Regions from separate parts of the Homo sapiens genome. Here region 2 is linked to region 1. A link is a loop called in an ENCODE intact Hi-C map of the cell type or tissue named here. Cell type or tissue: PC-3. All regions are shown on one strand. Each heading gives the region's core, and the rest is flanking DNA. Links, peaks and the distances in the headings are about the cores only.

The links. A loop is a pair of places that touch in the nucleus more often than their neighbours do. Peaks named below come from ENCODE experiments on the same cell type or tissue, not always from the same donor. Only the 100,000 strongest peaks of a DNase experiment are listed, where the experiment ranks them.
Region 2: it touches region 1 in a loop (2.0-fold over the local background); 21 of 110 quality-filtered maps call a loop at or near these places.

Annotation. Positions count from the first base shown.
Region 1 is chr11:19,721,790-19,730,123 of GRCh38, forward strand. All of the region lies in intron 1 of NAV2 (neuron navigator 2), which reads left to right. Among named protein-coding and RNA genes, the nearest start is that of LEISA1, 11 kb to the left of the region's middle. In PC-3, for the core only: no CTCF peak of the experiment used is centred there; DNase peaks (open chromatin) are centred at 2,002 and 4,022; H3K4me3 peaks cover 805 bases; H3K27ac peaks cover 3,741 bases.
Region 2 is chr11:19,655,568-19,663,901 of GRCh38, forward strand. It overlaps a transcript of NAV2 not described here. Among named protein-coding and RNA genes, the nearest start is that of NAV2, 53 kb to the right of the region's middle. RefSeq lists an enhancer at 4,679-4,878. In PC-3, for the core only: a CTCF peak has its summit at 2,964 (motif pointing left); a DNase peak (open chromatin) is centred at 4,694; H3K27ac peaks cover 1,352 bases.

The DNA.
Region 1 (8,334 bases), core at 247-8,246:
AATGTCCTTTTTCTTGGGAGCTATATGCTGAAATATTAGAAGGGAAGTATCTTGATGTCAGTAAGTAACTTAACTCTCAATTAGGAAAAATAAGGTGAGAACATCTGCAGAAAGAAGAAAGAAAATGCAAAATGTTAACAACTGGTGAATCTAGGCAAAGATATATGTGCACGTCTTTCAACTTTTCTGTAGGTTTGAAATTTTTAAAAACAAAACAAAGTCCTGCCTGAATAGTATTTGTCACCGATGCCCCTGATATTTATGAGAACATAAATGAAATAGGAGTGTGTGTATGTACTCACAATAGCCTGGCCAAATTTGTTTCATGAGGTTTAAGTTCTGGACTCTTTATCTTCTTTCTGGTATAGTGTGAAAACTTTGGCTTAATTCCTTGTTCTTTCATGAGAATGGTTGCTGACATTTTCTGGAAATAAATCACAAGATTCAGTTTCATTTGGTAATCTTTTATAAAAATCTAAGGTGTTTCCAAGGTTGCAAATACAAAATAAATTTTTTAAATGAAGTAATTTTTTAAAAAAAATTTAAAACCTCTGACTGAGCCCTGCTGGTCTAGGCACTGAGAAGGTAAGGAGTATGATTGGAAGCAAGCTTTTCTCTTTTGCCTGACTGAATCCTCCCACACTTTACCCACACAAAATCAGTTTAGTGTTACCTCCTCCAGGAAGCCTTCTGCCACCACCATGGTCCTAATACAGTGTATCTTCTATGTGTTCCATAGCCTGGCCATTAGCCCCTCAGCTTGGACTGCGATTGCTTATTTTGCTGGACCATGACTTCCATGAGGTCAGGGCTGTGTCTCTCCTGATTCCTGCTGGCACAGGATCTATACATAATAAGTTTTTAGTTAATATTTGCAGAAGAAAAGAAGGGTAAGGGGAGATAAAAGAAAGCATTGGAAAACAGTAGTAAATAGATATTGAACTCGAGCTGTGGATGGATCTTGCAGAACTCCCTCTTAGGATGTGAACTGAGAAGGTCATGTGATGGTGGGTGGCCAAGCGTAGGAGACAGAGACACAGAGTGGGCAACCTGAACACTGTCTGGAGCCAGCATCAAAGCTCTCCAACACCAGGTCTTAGGGAAACTTGCCTGGTCTGGCTGAGTAGAGGGCGGAGGCAGATTCCTTTGCACAAGGCTGTTTATGATATCCAAACTCTCTGGCTGCTGCGATGGAAGAAGAGCTGTGAGGATGTAATAATGGCACTGCAGCAGACTGGAGGGGTTGAGAGGGAGATAACACCATGGGCTTTGGCAAGTTTGGGCAGATTCCTGCCCCCCACCCCCAACCGCCCCTACCTTGGATGGAGGACCTGAGAAGGGTTCTGAGGGGGTTTTAGTTGGTTAGGAAAGGGAGAAGGTTTAGAAAAGCCTAGGATAGGACAGAGTTTCCAGGAATGATGATCACAGCAACCATTTATGTGCCATTTCCTTACATAATCTCATTTAATCCTCAAACGAACTTTCTGAGCTGATATTATTGAACTTACTTTACCAGTAAGAAGAAAAATAGGAGACAGTGAGAGGACTAGCCTTAGAGGAGTTCTGGGACTTTTTTGGGTCACACAGCTGGTATAGACAGTGTGTGGCAGGATTTGAACTGAGGTCTTTCTGATTCCCAAACCTGTGCTTTTAACCACTGCCTTCTTTTGCCAGTAATTGAAGGAGGCCTGAGTCCCATATGAGCTACTGCTTTAGATAATCAAACCTCCAGACCCTCCTCTTCTTGGAGCCTACTCCCTGCTTCCCTGGTCTCGGCCCTTCTTGCTGCTTCCCCCTCGTTGGGGCCTTCTGTGCCTGTGCCAGCTTGTTGCCAGAGGCTCTGTGTTTATAGGATGAGGAGCCCTATTTGGCCTTTGCCCACATCCTGCTGCAATCTGGGCAGGATCTCCTTGTCCTACTGCTGTGGCTGCTGTCCCCCAGGTGACCCCCGTGCTGCCGGCCCAGCAGGGTCCATGTGCCTAACAGCTGGCAGGACCTTGTTCCTGTCCTCCTGCCACATGCTGGCTGCAGCTCTGCAGACAGTCCCCATTTCATGCTGATTTGCTTTGATTCTTTTCAGACCTGGGAGTGACTCATGTTTACTTCAAAATGTGTGGGCCACAAGTGTGCCAGAGCTGTCAGACCTTCCGGTGTGCAAGCTTTGATCGTTAGAAGACAAGCCTTGAAGGAAAAAACCTCCATTTAGGTGACAAAACCAGATTTAGAATAACCTGGCTTACTTGGGATATCTGCTTAGTGATCTGTGCCTTTAAGTACTAGAGACTTAGGACATCTGAGCCAGAGGAGACCTATGAGGCCATCTGTTCCCATAGCTCCATTGTACAGATGAAGAAACCATGACCCAGAGAGGAGTGTGACTTGCCTCCAGTCACCCAGCTCCAAAGAGCAGAGTAAAAACCAGAACCCAAGCCTTCTGACTGTGGACCAGTATTTTCATCTCAGTTAGTAATCAGATGTTCTGCTCTGAAAGGCCTGATAGCTTAAAGATTGGAACCAGCCCTATGCTATATATTTTTTCCCCTCCTTCTACCAAGTAGTTAAAATGAGTATCTTTTTTTAAGAGACTGGGTGTCTCTCTGTCACCTAGGCTGGAGTGGCGTGACCATGGCTCACTGCAGCCACAAACTCCTGGGCTCAAGGGATCTTCCTGCCTCAGCCTCCCAAGTAGCTGGCATTACAGGTGTGAGCCACCACACCTGGCCCAGAATGAGTGTTCTTAATTGCTTCATATTAGGAAGCTTTTGCACTTGGCTCAAAGAATCAGAAAAATAGGGCCTCTTTGTGGATGGTATAAGTGTGGCAATAGGCCAACACTGACCACCTCCCATAGTCCAGACACTTTACATACATTATCCCCTTTAAGTCTCACAAGGGCACTGGGGGCATTTCATCCCCATTCTATGTATGAGGCTCAGAGGAGGTCAGTAACTTGACCAAGACCACATGGAGCCAGTACTGGGACTGTCTAATTTCAAGTCCATGTTCTTTCTACCCAGCCTCTTAGACCCTTGCTAGCTGGAAGCCAGAGAGACCTGGGTTAAGTTCCTACTTCCCCATTTATTTACGAGGAATCTCACCTTCCTAATGCTAGGGCGAGGCCTGGGGCACAGTAGGCACTTAAGAAATAGTTGTTGAACTGCAGCTTGGACAGGTCTGCCCTGTCAAGCCTCAATTTCCCTGGGTGGTTATAGCATTTCAACACATTGTGCAAGCTAAAGCAGTTCATGTATGTAAAAGTGTGAGGCAGATAAGATCACTGTTATTTACTGAGCACTTACTATGTGCTTGATATTCTCAGCATTTTATGTGGATTTTCCCATTTAATTGCCATAAAAGCAGTAAACACTGAGATGGATACTTTTGTGATTGTTTCCATTGTACAGATGAGCTGGGGCAGGTAAAGCATAAGCAACTTGCCCAAGGTCACACACCCAGTGAGTGGAGGCGCCAGGTCTGAATCTCAGGCAGTGACTACAGAGCTTGCCTCCTTCCCCACAGCATGGTCCTCCCTCAGTGCTGCCGCCCACTAAACCCAAGTCTAGTTGAGGGTGGGGAAGAGAGACACATGCAACTGAGGACACAGAAAGGGAAAGCAACTTGTTTAAGGTCCCCCAGCAAGTGAGAGGTCATAAAACCCAGCAAAGACTTGCTGTCTAAAGTAACACGGGGCCTTGGTCTTTCAAAAGTATTCCCTCTCTAATGGAGAAGGACACGATGTCCTGGAAAGTACTCCTAAACTAGAGACGGTCACCAGGAATCCCGACTGCCTGGTGGACTCCATGGCTTTCCTCTTTGGTCCTTGCCTCTCACTCATTTGGAATCATTCCTTCTCTGGATTGCAGAGCAGAAACCAATATAAATTTGACCCAGTCTCTAGAAATGTTTACCTGGCTAAAAATATGCCAGCTTTGTCATATTTTTAGCCACATTTAGATTTGAAGTATATGAATTGCCCACACCCATGTATTAGGCATGAACTGTTGGTACATTTTGTAACAGGACCTGCTAGTTTTCCATTCCAAAGAACTGGAATTCAGTCAGAAATTTGTCATTTGCAAATACCAACTCTCGCTACATTCCATTGCTGTTTTTAAGAGTGTCTCGTCACCTGGATTGTGAGGAAGCAGGCCATGGGCGAGGCCAGGCTGGCTGGGCTGCCTTGGTGCATTCCCCAGGTCTGGTGGCTTCTAATCGACCTCTGCCTGGCTCTGCCGAGGCCCTCGCCGTTCTGCGGTGTGTTGCCTTTGGATTAGCATAAGGGCAGACAGGGTGCTTATTTTAGAACTGGAAGGAGAGGAGATATATCAATAAAAGAAATGGGAAAGGAAAAATCCCTTCAGTGGTTTAAAAATATCTCTTCCTTAACAGGCTAGATTATTTCATTTCTTAAAAACAACTAGTAATTTTCTCCTCTGAAACAGCATTGGAAAGAGAGGCGTGTCAGACTAAAAAAGGAGGGGCTGAAATGGTGGCCTGTAGTTTTCACTCCCCTGTCCTGTTCCTATAGGATAGGTTATTTTCCCCAGTCTCCCAAAGCCTTCCTATTGACTCTGGAACCTTAGAACTATATCACAAAGACTCTGTTTTCTTACCCCTTCATTTTGAAGATGAGGATGCCACGCCTCAGGGCCTTTGCACTTGCTGCTCTTCCTGCATGGAATGTCTTCCCCAGATACCAACAGCACTCACTCCCTCAGCTCCAGTTCTTTGCTTTGATGTTACCTTATCAGAGAGGTGCCTTTCCTGAGTTTAGAACTGACTGTGAGCTGCCCACAGTAGAATGTGGGAATCAGGGTTGCCAACAGGCACGATTCCACTTTGTTTTCAGATTTTCTTTTTTATTTTTCTTTTCTGCCCACTTTTTGTGATCTAAACACTTGCTAACAAAAGTATGGTCTGTGGCCTGGTTGTAATGGCATCACCTGGAAGCTTGTTAGAAATGCAGAATCCCAGGCCTTGCCCCAGACCTGCTGAATCAACATCTGTATTTTAATAAGATCCCGGATGACATATACAGAAATGAAAGTTTAAGAAACAGAAGAGCATTTATGCCCTCAACCCCTTCAGAAGAAGAATCTAAGAGAAACCCCATCCCACAAAGTACTGTCGCCACCTCTGTCTGGAGGCACAGGCCCAACTGCCTCAAATAACCCCCTATGGTTGAAGATGGGAGGGATGGATGGAGTCACCCTAGAAGAGGACCTCATAAGACAGACTTCCGAAATCCATAGCTACTCTGTTTCTTACATCTCTCATGTTGCTTAGGGTAATTCACCTGTACACTGGGCTTTGTAGCTAATGTTTGGTCACCATGACCAGAGACTGTTATCTACTTGGTAGCTGCAGAGGGAAGGGAAACCCAGTCTTCAACCTGGGAGTGCAGCAGTAATTAGAGGGCCTTGACTCCCCACTCTGCCAGGTGTGCCTGGGCTGGTTGAGATAGCACCTTTCAGGAGCTGGAGGTAGTTCCATCCAGCCCGTCTCACAAATGGCTGTGAATGCCTCTCTAGATCCTTCAGCAAAGACAGGTCAGCTATTCCCACAGTCTGAATAGAAACCAACTCCCACAGTCCTTTGCTGTTTGGAAATCTTCCAGTTCTTGAGTCCCCCAAATCACATTGCATCATTCTAGCATGTGGTTATGTAGGAGGCAGGATGCTTCCCAGGGCACCAGTGGGAGGGGCTCACTCCCTCTCCATTGCCTTGTCTAATGCTCAGGGAAGCCCTCTCAATGGGCAGGTGCTGTGCAAATCTAATCTGCCTGTGGAGGCATTTCTTTCAATCACCCTGCAATTGTGCATTGATTTGGGGAAAGCCCATTGATAAGAGTAGAGCAGAATAACTGAGCTCCTGAATTAGGCTGCTTGATGAAATTATTGTCTAATGCTGATGTTGGAGCCTTTTTCCCTTGTTCTGTGTAAATCAGGGCTATTTTAAAGCTGTCACATGATCACTGATGCCATAGAAACTGCCTGACCTTGTGCACACCTGTGTCTCAGTCAGGCATGGACCACCACAGGTGGAGGAAGAGGACTTAGTGACAGAGGTGTAGCTTCACTCCAGAGTCTGCACGAGGAAGGAAGGTAGTAGAGGATGCTGTGGAGCACTTTTTGGTTTCTCCTAGCTTTGTCCAGCTCTCCTAGCTTTGTCTCATTTAACCCCATTGAAACCACCTGGAGGAATGACTACTCCAGCCACTCTGGAGTCCAGACCTGGTCCTGAGCAGGGACAGGGAAGCTGTCCTATGACTGAGAGATGATGTTTTGGCACCAAGAAGGTTTCTGTGTGTGTGCATGCATGTGTTTGTGTTTGCATGCACATGCGTCGAGATGCTCCTTGAGAGGTTGTAGAAAGTCCACTTTGGCCACTGGCATCACCATAGCATATGAGACAGTATGGTGAGCCTGAAAGAGCACTGTTCTTAGAGTCAAAAACATTAAGTTCTCTTTCTAGACCCTCATTTAGCAAGCTTCATGACTCTGGGCGCATATTCAGTGGTTCTTCACCAGCCGTGTGTAGAATTGTCCAAATAATCCACCAGCCCTGATGTCTCCCATAGATTCAGGCCTGGAGTGGCACTTTGGCATCTGTATTTCTTAGGGCTCTGCAGGAGATTCTGATGCACACCCTGGGGTGAGATCTGAATTTGAGACTAGCCCCCTCAGAGAAGTCAGGATAGTGAAGTGGAAAAGAGCGAGTGGTCATTGCCACACAGACCAGGGTTTGGATTTCAGCTCTGTCCACGTACAGCAGCATGGTCTTAGGCAAGCTGCTAAACCCTGCCTCTGCTTCCTCATCTGCACCACAGGCACCATAGCAATGACCTCACAGGGCTGCTCTCAGCACTAAATGCGATCATGTGGATGAGGCATGTGGCAAATGCCTGGCATGTGAGTACACCGTAAATGTTACATCTTGGGTGTGAGTATGTCTGTGTGTGTTTTCTGCTGTACTGTTATATATGGATAGAATCCTCTCAAGAAAAGTCCAAGGCAGAACTCAATCAAGAAATGAGATGGCAGTGCTCTATTATATTAGTGTAATTTGGTAATAAGGAAACCAATTAATTCATTCTTTGTTATTAATAGCAAGGAACGTATGCAGAGAAAGGTCCTATGGGGCAAGAGAGAGATGCCAAGAGTGCACCCCTTCCTTCATGACAGTAGTTCTTAAACTTCAATGTACTCAGGATTACCCAGGGAGCTTGTTAAGTGTGCAGAATCATGGGCCAGAGCATCAGAGAGTCTGATTTTGCAGATCTGGGGTGAGGTCCAAGAATTCATATCTTTGAAAAATATGACCAAGTGAGTGTGCATAAGATGGTCTGTAGCCTTCACTCTGACAAAGACTGGTCTAGATTAGAAGATGAAATTGGAAGACTGAGGGAAGGAGGGAACTGGGTGACTTGGAGCAAGCAGGAATGGGATCCTAGAAGATGGGAGAGGAGCTGAGGTTTGAATGCATGCAAGATCCCGAGAAAACAGGGAAGCATACTTTGGATTTGGTCTGATGAACAGACGGTGGAGAGCTCTGGTGGACAGGAAGCTCTGGCTCTTCTCCCTGCTGCCATTGGCAGGAGATGCCAGGTTGGGTAGGCATCACACTGGGAATGTCAGCCACTAGGAAGGGTTTACTGAGAATCCTGGTGAAATATAATGAACCCAAGGCATGTGTCTCTTTGTCCTCTCTTTAAGGCCCAAGATGGCTGGCTTTAAGTTGCCTAACTGTGCCCATAGAGTTGAGCTTCTTTTTATCTATTTCCTTATTCAGAAATGAGGGCTTGAAGCAGCCTGCAGTGGTAGACCTGGAAGTATAAAGTAGATTTGTGATGCTCAGGGCACCAGAGTGGGCTAGCAGAAAGGGCACCAGAGATGATAGGAGATGTTGAGTGCCATTTCTCCTTATTAGGGGCTGTGTTGGCTGAGAGGGGCCACAGCTGAATCTCAGGTCTGCAGGGGACCCATGTTCCATGATAAAGTCTGAACCAAGACATCCCTGTAACAGTGGCCTTTGGATCTGCAACCTATAGGAGAGCAAATTTTGGGGGGTCTTCACTGGATCAGGAAGAGCTACAAATAAGAATGGAGAGGGGAAGGGGTTGTGTACTCAGCACTTACTATGTGCCAGGCTCCACATTCCATGCTTACATGATGTTTGTAATCTAGCCTCCACCTTAGGAGGTAGATAGCTCTAGTTTTACAGATGAAGAAAGAGATGCCCAGAGAGGTGAAGCAACTCACAGCTTTACACAGCCAGGATTTGGTAAAGCCTGGGCTTGAACTTGCATCTATCTGGTTTCTGTCATGAATCTTC
Region 2 (8,334 bases), core at 9-8,008, 66 kb before region 1:
AGGATGAGTTCATGTCCTTTGTAGGGACATGGATGAAGCTTGAAACCATCATTCTTAGCAAACTATTGCAAGGACAGAAAACCAAACACTGCATTGTTCTCACTCATAGGTGGGAATTGAACAATGAGAACACATGGATACAGGAAGGGGAACATCACACACCGGGGCCTGTTTTGGGGTGGGGGGAGGGGGGAGGGATAGCATTAGGAGATATACCTAATGTTAAATGATGAGTTAATGGGTGCAGCACACCAACATGGCACATGCATACATATGTAACAAACCTGCACGTTGTGCACATGTACCCTAAAACTTAAAGTATAATAAAAAATTTAAAAAAAAGAATCTTAGGGGTGACCAGAAAGATCAAAGAGCAGCCTCACACTCCTCCAAGCCACTGGTTGGAGAAGGAAGATTGTCCAGCTGATCCCTTGGTTTTCAAAGAGACAAGCCTCTGCTGGGGGATTGGGAAGATGTCATTTTCAGAACATATGACTTGAGAAAACCTTTCCGTGAAGGGGCTCAGCAGTGTCAGCTCATCTTGCTGTGCTATGGTTATCTCACAGCACAGCTTCAAGCTAAGTTGCTATCTAAATAGCAGATAGAAATGACAAAATGCAGAGCACTGAGGAGTGGCATGCAGAGACCACCATTACCAGGGAGAAGAGCTGCAGGAGGCGCTCTGGGGCCAATTCTCAACAGCAAAGGCCCATCCCTTGTCACGGGGGCCTGTACCTTACTGGTTTTTGTGGTGCGTCATGCTTTACTGGACTCTCCAGCTCAGCATTCATCTGGCAGAAGGGCCATCAAATGCAGAGCCCCTGAGGCTGGAGGCAGCTTGGTGTGTGTGAGGAACAGAAAGAAGGCCATTGTGGTGAAATGCCGTGAGTGAGGGGGGAGAGGCACAGACAGGAGACTGGGGAAGGAGCACAGAGCCAGATCATGCCCAGGCTTGAAGGTCATGTTAAAATGTTGGATTTCACTCCATGTTTGAAGGGAAGGCATTTATGTTTTAATCTGATCTCTCTGGTTGCTGATGGGTGAATAAATGGGCAAAGAGTGGAGGCAGGGGGACTTGGTACAGGGTGCCTGGGGACCCAGCCACACCCACATCAACTGAGATCATGGCCCCAGCCCAGACCCACTGACTTGGAATCTACATCCCCCTGGACTCCTGTGAGAAGCAATGCTCTAGGGGGAGAAAATGGTTACTTGGACTGAGACGGTAGCCACAGAGGAAACAAGGAAGCGGTCGGATTCAGGATATATTTTATAGATGGAGCTGGCTATGTTTGCTTGTGATTTGGATTCTGTGTGTGAGGGGAAAAAAGAATCAAGGATATCACCTAGGCTTTCCACCTGAGCACCTGGGAGAATGCAGGAGCCATTTACTCAGGTGGATACACTGGGGGAGGGAAAGGCCTGCAGAGGGAAGTGGGAGAACCAAGAGTTCTCCCTTGATTGTAATGCATTTGAGATGTCTTCTAGATGTCCAAGTGGTGCTGTTGAGTGGGAAGTTAGCTCTACAGATTCAGAGCTGAGGGGAGAGTTTGAGGCTGGGGGTGTATTAAAATCCATGGGAATGCCTAGAAAGTATGGATAGAGATGAGTAAGACCAGTGGCTCAACCTAGCCCTCTGGTATTTAGAGCTGGAAAAAGCAGGAGAGGCTAGGGTAGATCAGGAAGGCTACCATGTTTGCCACTCCTTTCTGGGCATCCAGTTTGTGCCAGGTACATACACGTTTTGCTAGTTTGTACTTCCCAATACAATTGAGCAGTTGGAACTTATTTTATACATTTAATATAAAAAAACCACCCTGTGGTTCAGAGAGGGTAGGCATTATTTGAGGATTTGAACTCAAGTTAATTTTCAACACCCATATTCTTTGGATTATGCCTCATCCAGAGGCAGATGGTCAAGTTGGCTGTGTATATTAGGGAAATATGGCCATATCTGAATTGTTGCCCATTTCCCACCATGCTGGTGCTTCCCACTTCCTTCAGCTTTCTGAAGTCACTCCTTCTCTGTATTCTGAGAGGGTGAGGAACACATGGGTTAGTGATACCAGGCAGGGTAGACCAGATGTGGAGGGCCTTGAGGGAAAGACTGTGCTAATGTCCCTCACCCTCCAAACGAAGATCATCTACTGCTCTGCGGCTCCAGACCCCTATGCGGGCAGAAAGTGAGTCAGGGAGGCATGAAGAAGAGCTCAGTCTTGAGAGGATGAGACAAGCAACAGATCCAGGCAAGGATCCTTCACCAGGAAGGGGAGCCCAGGGTGATGGATAGGAGCAGCTCATCAGAGCAGGGACAGAGGTATGGGGAGATAAAGACTCAGGTATTAGATCTGAGAACACTAGGGGACATGACCTGGGGAACACAGGTATTATTAACAATAATAATAGATCAGGTATTATTAACAATAAAAGCTACTATTTATCAAGCTCATACTATGTAACAGACACTGTTCTCTGGACTTTTGTTTGCGTTATAGTCATTTAATCACAAACAATAAATATATTTTACTCTGTGCTAAGCATTCTACATTTATAAACTTACTTAATTTTTCACAGCATTCCTATGATGTGGGAACAATTATTATCCCATTTCACAACTTAAGAAACTAAGCGCAGAGAGGTTGAGTAACCTGCCTAGGATCACACAGCGAGTAAGTGACAGAGCCAGCATTGGAGTCAGGCTGCCTGACTCCAGAGTTTAGACTTTTAGCTATTATTCTATAGTGAATACTTAACACACAGAAACTCATTCAATCATCACAACAGCCATGTAGATACTATTATTATCTCTATTTTACAGTTAAGAAAAGTGAGTCTTAGGAGGCTATGTGGTTTGTTCAAGGTCACACAGCTGGAAGGCAGGGGAACTAAAATGCTGACGGGGTCTTTGCATGGTACCAGTGTTCAAACTTTTACTTACCAGCCATAGTATCAGATCCATGCCACCTGGTGGAAGGCAGAGGTGGCAGAAAGAATGCTTTATGCTGAGCTCTTTGAATGTGGAAGCCAGACTCCCTAAATCCTCTTACTGAGGGTAAGATTGGCTCTAGATCTGGGTGAGCCCCAGCAGTATCCCCGTGCAGGCTCTGACTGGCTCATGAGAACTAATTGCTTGTGTCTCTTGCTAATTCTGCATTCACTGACACCACAGTGATTGCCTGAAATCAGCTATGGTGGGAGTATTTACACCATGGAAATCAGAAAATTCTACAAAGCAGGGGTTATTTTTCCATGACAGCCAATATTCCAGTACATGACTGATTAGATTTAAGCTGACATTTAGAATCAAGGGTGCTCAGCTGGAGGCACAGGAAAGTTATAGAGTCAGGAAGCCAGGTACCTCTCTCCACTAGTCCTGGGGAAAACGAAATCAGCAAAACATTCGACAAACACAAGCTTAGCAGCTAAAGGATGCTCTGTCTTTGTACCATTAGGCCCTGGAAGTACTTCAGTGAGTTAAATAGACATATTGCTGACTTATAGTCCAAGAGGGAAGATGGATAATATAAAGAAAACTAAAGAAATTTAAGTGTACAATTTCAAGTTGTGATATTATGAAGGACACAGAGAAGAATCTAATTGTATAAGGGGTAAGGAAGGTGACTGTAAAGCACTGGCATTTAGACCGGAGACCTCTGGTATGAAAAGGAGCCAGCAAGACCCAGGTAGGCAGAAAAACTTGGTGAAGACTGAGTGCTGGCAACAGGATGGGCAAATGCTGAGGCCAGTTCAGATGGAGTGTGTGGTGGGCAAGAAGCATAAGCTACGGCCAGATGGTGTAGGGCCTTGTGTGACACAGGAAGGAGTTTGGTGCAATGGGAAGGCATTGAAGAAGGGTCTTAAGTGGGAGTTAACGTGCTGGGGGGTGATGTGCTCTAATTTATGATATTAAAAGATGACTTTGGCTCATGTATAGAAAGTAGGCAGGGAGGAGAGTGGTCAGAGCAGAAGTAGGGAAATAGCAGGAATTCAGGCAAGAGATGATGGTGGCCTGAGCTATATAGGGACACATTGGAGATACAAGTAGGAAGCAGAATCAACAGGACAAGCTAAGAGATTGATATGGGCTGCAAGGTTAGAAAGAGGGTGGACTCAAGATGATTCATTAGTCTAGATCTCAGTTTCTTTGAGACATTGAAGACAAGAGGCTCAAACCAGAATTCCTGAGTTTCAATCCTAACCCTGCCATCTACTAGTGGTATAGCCTTGGGCAAGTGATTCAGTCCCTGAGAGCCTCAGTTTCTCCATCAGTAAAATGGAGATCATATTAATTTCTACTTCACAGGGTTGTTGTGATGTTTCAATGAGTTACTCTCTATGGAGTGCTTAGCATAATACCTGAACATAATGAGCACTACACAAAAGAACTATTATTATTATTATTATTATTATTGCTATTAATACTAGTCTATTGATCATTTCTCTGCCTACCATTAAGAGATTGAGCCTTTCCAGGCAAACAACTCTTGTTTGGAAAGAAAATGTTCTGGAGAGGAGTACCCCAGGCATCCTTCTCTCACTGTTTGTGTTCCCTTCCCCAGCAAGAGTTTGGCAGGCAAAGCTGTTCAAAGTAAACACAGGTTCAGTGCTGCAGAAAATATCAGGTTTGGTAGCACGGCAAGTCTGGACCAAAGGAAACAGGCTTGCTTTATGCCGACTTCACTCGGCCACTGCATCCCAGGGGCTGCCCCAGCAGGGCTGGTGCTTTCTGGCAGACAAGGCCTTGATCTGGGAGCTCTTCACCTGTCTGGTTTCTTTTCTCGTGTGACTCAGGATGAGTCATCACTGTCACTCACCACTTCCTGGCCTGGACATTAGGGTTCATACGTTCCTGAACTCAATACCCAGGCAACAAGAGATGGAGTCCAGAAGAAAGCAAGTAGGGAGGGGAGGCAGTGGCACTGGGCAATGTCAGGAGAAATTAGAGGTCCACAGGGTACTAGGGAGGGGGAGAAGCCACCTGGAAAGAGCATCAGATCCCAACAAAAGTCAGGATAACCCAACCACCTCTGGTTTCAGACACCTAGACAGCGTTCCTCAACCTTTCTGATCCCATGTCCTGCCAGTCGAGAAAGTGTGGACAAGATATAGTACAAAAGTAACAGGTAGATCTGTTTGCTTTCACAATATAAAATTATAATATTGAATATAATTTCTAAACATTTGTCTGCTGCTCCAAGGTTCTGAAATGAGCCTGAGTGTAGCATGCCCCCAGTCGAGAATGGAGAGTTGTCCTTCTAACTATAGTAGTAGTAGCAATCATAATAGCACTTTTCTGTGCAAATGCTCTAAAAATTGAGGGAAAGTGGGGCTTTTGTTTGGTGTCACTCTTTTTTTAATTGTGGTGGAAATATATATAACATGACATTTACCATTGTAATCATTTTTAAGTGTGCAGTTCAGTGGCATGAAGTACATTCACATTGTCGTGCAACCATCTCTACCATCTATCTCTGTAACTTTTTCATCTTCCCAAACTGAAACTCTCTACCCCTGAAATAATAACCATCTACCCTGTCGCCCCAGCTCCCAGCCCCAGGCAACCACTATTCAGCTTTCTGTCTGTATGAATTTGGTACTCTAGGTACCTCACATGAATGGAATCCTATAGTGTTTTCTCTTTTGTGTCTGGCTTACTTCACTTAACACAGTGTCTTTAAGGCTCATCTATGTTGTAGCACGTGTCCGAATTTTTTTTCCTTCTTAAGGCTGAAAAATATCATACTGTCTGGATATACCACATTTGGTGTATCCATTCATTCTTCCATGGATACTTGGGTTGCTTCTATATTTTGGCTATTGTCAGAGTGCCACTGTTGACACTCGGTTTGATGAGGTGATTCAAAGTCAAAAACATCGTAACAATAAAAGGCCTGGGTTTTTCTGTTTGTACAGTATTTAAACTTGTCAGAGCGCTTTGAAACTAAGGTGTAAAGGAAAAAAAAATAAGTGTTTGTAAAGACCAGACAGACCTGGATTGTAATCCTGGCTTTGTAGCCTCATTAGCTTTGTGCTCTGGGACAAGTTCCTTAAATATACTGTATTTCAGTATCCTTAATGTGTGAAGGAGTGAGGAAATTGTGCCCAGTGTGGACAGTTATTATGATACTAAATAAGAGAACAAGTGTGAAAATGTTGAGTAGAGTCTGACATTCAATACTCAGTGGATTTCATTGTTGATTTCATGTTATTTCTTTGTATCCATTCAATTCAAACGAGAATCTATAGTTAGGTGGGACATTTATCTCATATAATAAGGAAACTAATAAGAAGACTAATTGCTACTCAATTAATTAGTGGTAGAAGTCAAATTGGAACCCAGGGCTCTTGAATTTGAGGTGAGGAATGATCAGGCAGCAAGTCACATTTGATGTATATGTCCACCCCAATCAATTGCTACTGGCTGCCTGGAATGCAGTGGAAAAGTGCTGGGTTTGATTAGCAATGTCTGCCATAGTTGTGGGAATGGGAAGTGGGGGTACAGCAGCCACATGTCTACTACCTCTGGCTTAAATTATAGCATCACTTAAATTCTTTTTAAAAATGTGTGAAGAGGAAGATCATCTTCTGTGTGTGGTTTTAAACAAGTTTATTACAAAATTAATAGAAAAAAAGGTGAAAAGAATATGAGACTTCTAGTTTACCTACCATCAAAGACCAGAAGGTTGTTATCCAAAGTGAGTAAAAAAAATATTATGATTGTAGCTGATCCCACAGCAGAAGGCCGTTTGCTGTGGTCAGAGTCACTGTGATTACCAGACTGAAGCAGCTGCCTACCCAAGGTGGCCTTACTCCCTGCCCATCAGTGGGGTGAGGCAGGAGGTGGAAACACCTGATAGAAACTGGTTGGCAAGGTTCATAGCATGTAAGACCAGATCCCTGCCTCCTCAGGGAAAGAATAGCAATTGCTGAGAGGCCTACCTTTCAGCCTTTCAGAATCCATGTGGGTCCCATGCCCCACGTGTTCTTCCATTCCTGCTAACCACCACATGTCAGGCAGCTGGAGGGGTGACAGTGTGGCCCTCAGTTGTCTGGCACCCCAGTGGCACCGGACAGGCCTGCCTGTGAGCCTTCTTTCCATTCAGCTGCTTCCTTAAGATGAAGCTCTGCCCACTGGCTCAGGAATTCCTGTAGCAGGATATAGGCTTCCTATAGTAGCACCTGCCTGTCTCACCCATGCCTGAGACACTGAAGCTTCAGGTCCAGTGCCAGGTAGCCTTTTGGCTACTTTTCCTGGGCTGCACGCCCTCCTCTTGCCACTCCATATCCTTATTTCTTGGACATGGGACCCAGATGATGCCTGCTAGGGCCTTCCTGACTCACAGAGGACCACTTACAGTTAGCTTGAGTGCCACATTCCATGCCTCGTGGAGGTCCAAAGCCCTCCCCAGTTTCAGTCAGTTCTTGATTGGGGAGTGGTAAGGATAAGCCATTTGCCTAGTCCCCTGAGATCCCACACTTTTCCTCTGTTGTTTACTGACCCTTTCCCCCCAACCAGCCCATGTTGACTCTGTTCTCATCACATCTGCTCACCTGGAAACCCAATATCTCTCACACAAGACAGTGTGTATGTGTGTAGAGTGTACTAAAGATTTGCTGGAGAGACAGAGAGGGGATATGTATTTTAGAAATGCATGTAATTTCATATTGAATATTAGACATGGTGTGTGTAATACATGAAAATAACACAAGCTGATGTTTATGGGGTGCTTATTATATGGTGGGCATTGTGCTGAGCATTTTATATACATTATCTGATTTTACTGTCCCCACAACCCCATGAATTAGACACTACCATTATGTCAAATTTGCAAATAAAACAGAGGCTTAGAGAAGATAAGAAACTTCTGAGGTTACAAAGTCAGGAAGTAGCAGGGCTAAAGAATTGAACTCAGGCAGTCTGACTCCAGGGCCTGTAATCCAAAAGCTGTTCCTGTGGTCCCCTGTCCCCGACCCCCATGGTATGGACTTTTCATTGTCTGCTCCATTGTCATATAGCACCCAGCCTCACACCATCCTAGTGGCATATTCTCTTTTTCCAGCTCTCATTGCTTATCCTCCTTCCTTCTTCATTTTATCTCCTTCCTTTCAGATGAACATAGAAACTGCAATATTTTCTCCCTCTATTATTCAAAACAATTCAAGTCTCCCCAGCCCTTTGCTTCCAGCCTCCTCTTCCATCTTGGATTCCATCAAAGTTCTCTGCAGAAAGAACAAAAGAGCCTCACATACAATAACATCCATATATCTTCGATGTTAAGAGTATGGACTCATTTTCTAATACATGTTTTCTGCTATGGGGCAGGGATGACAACC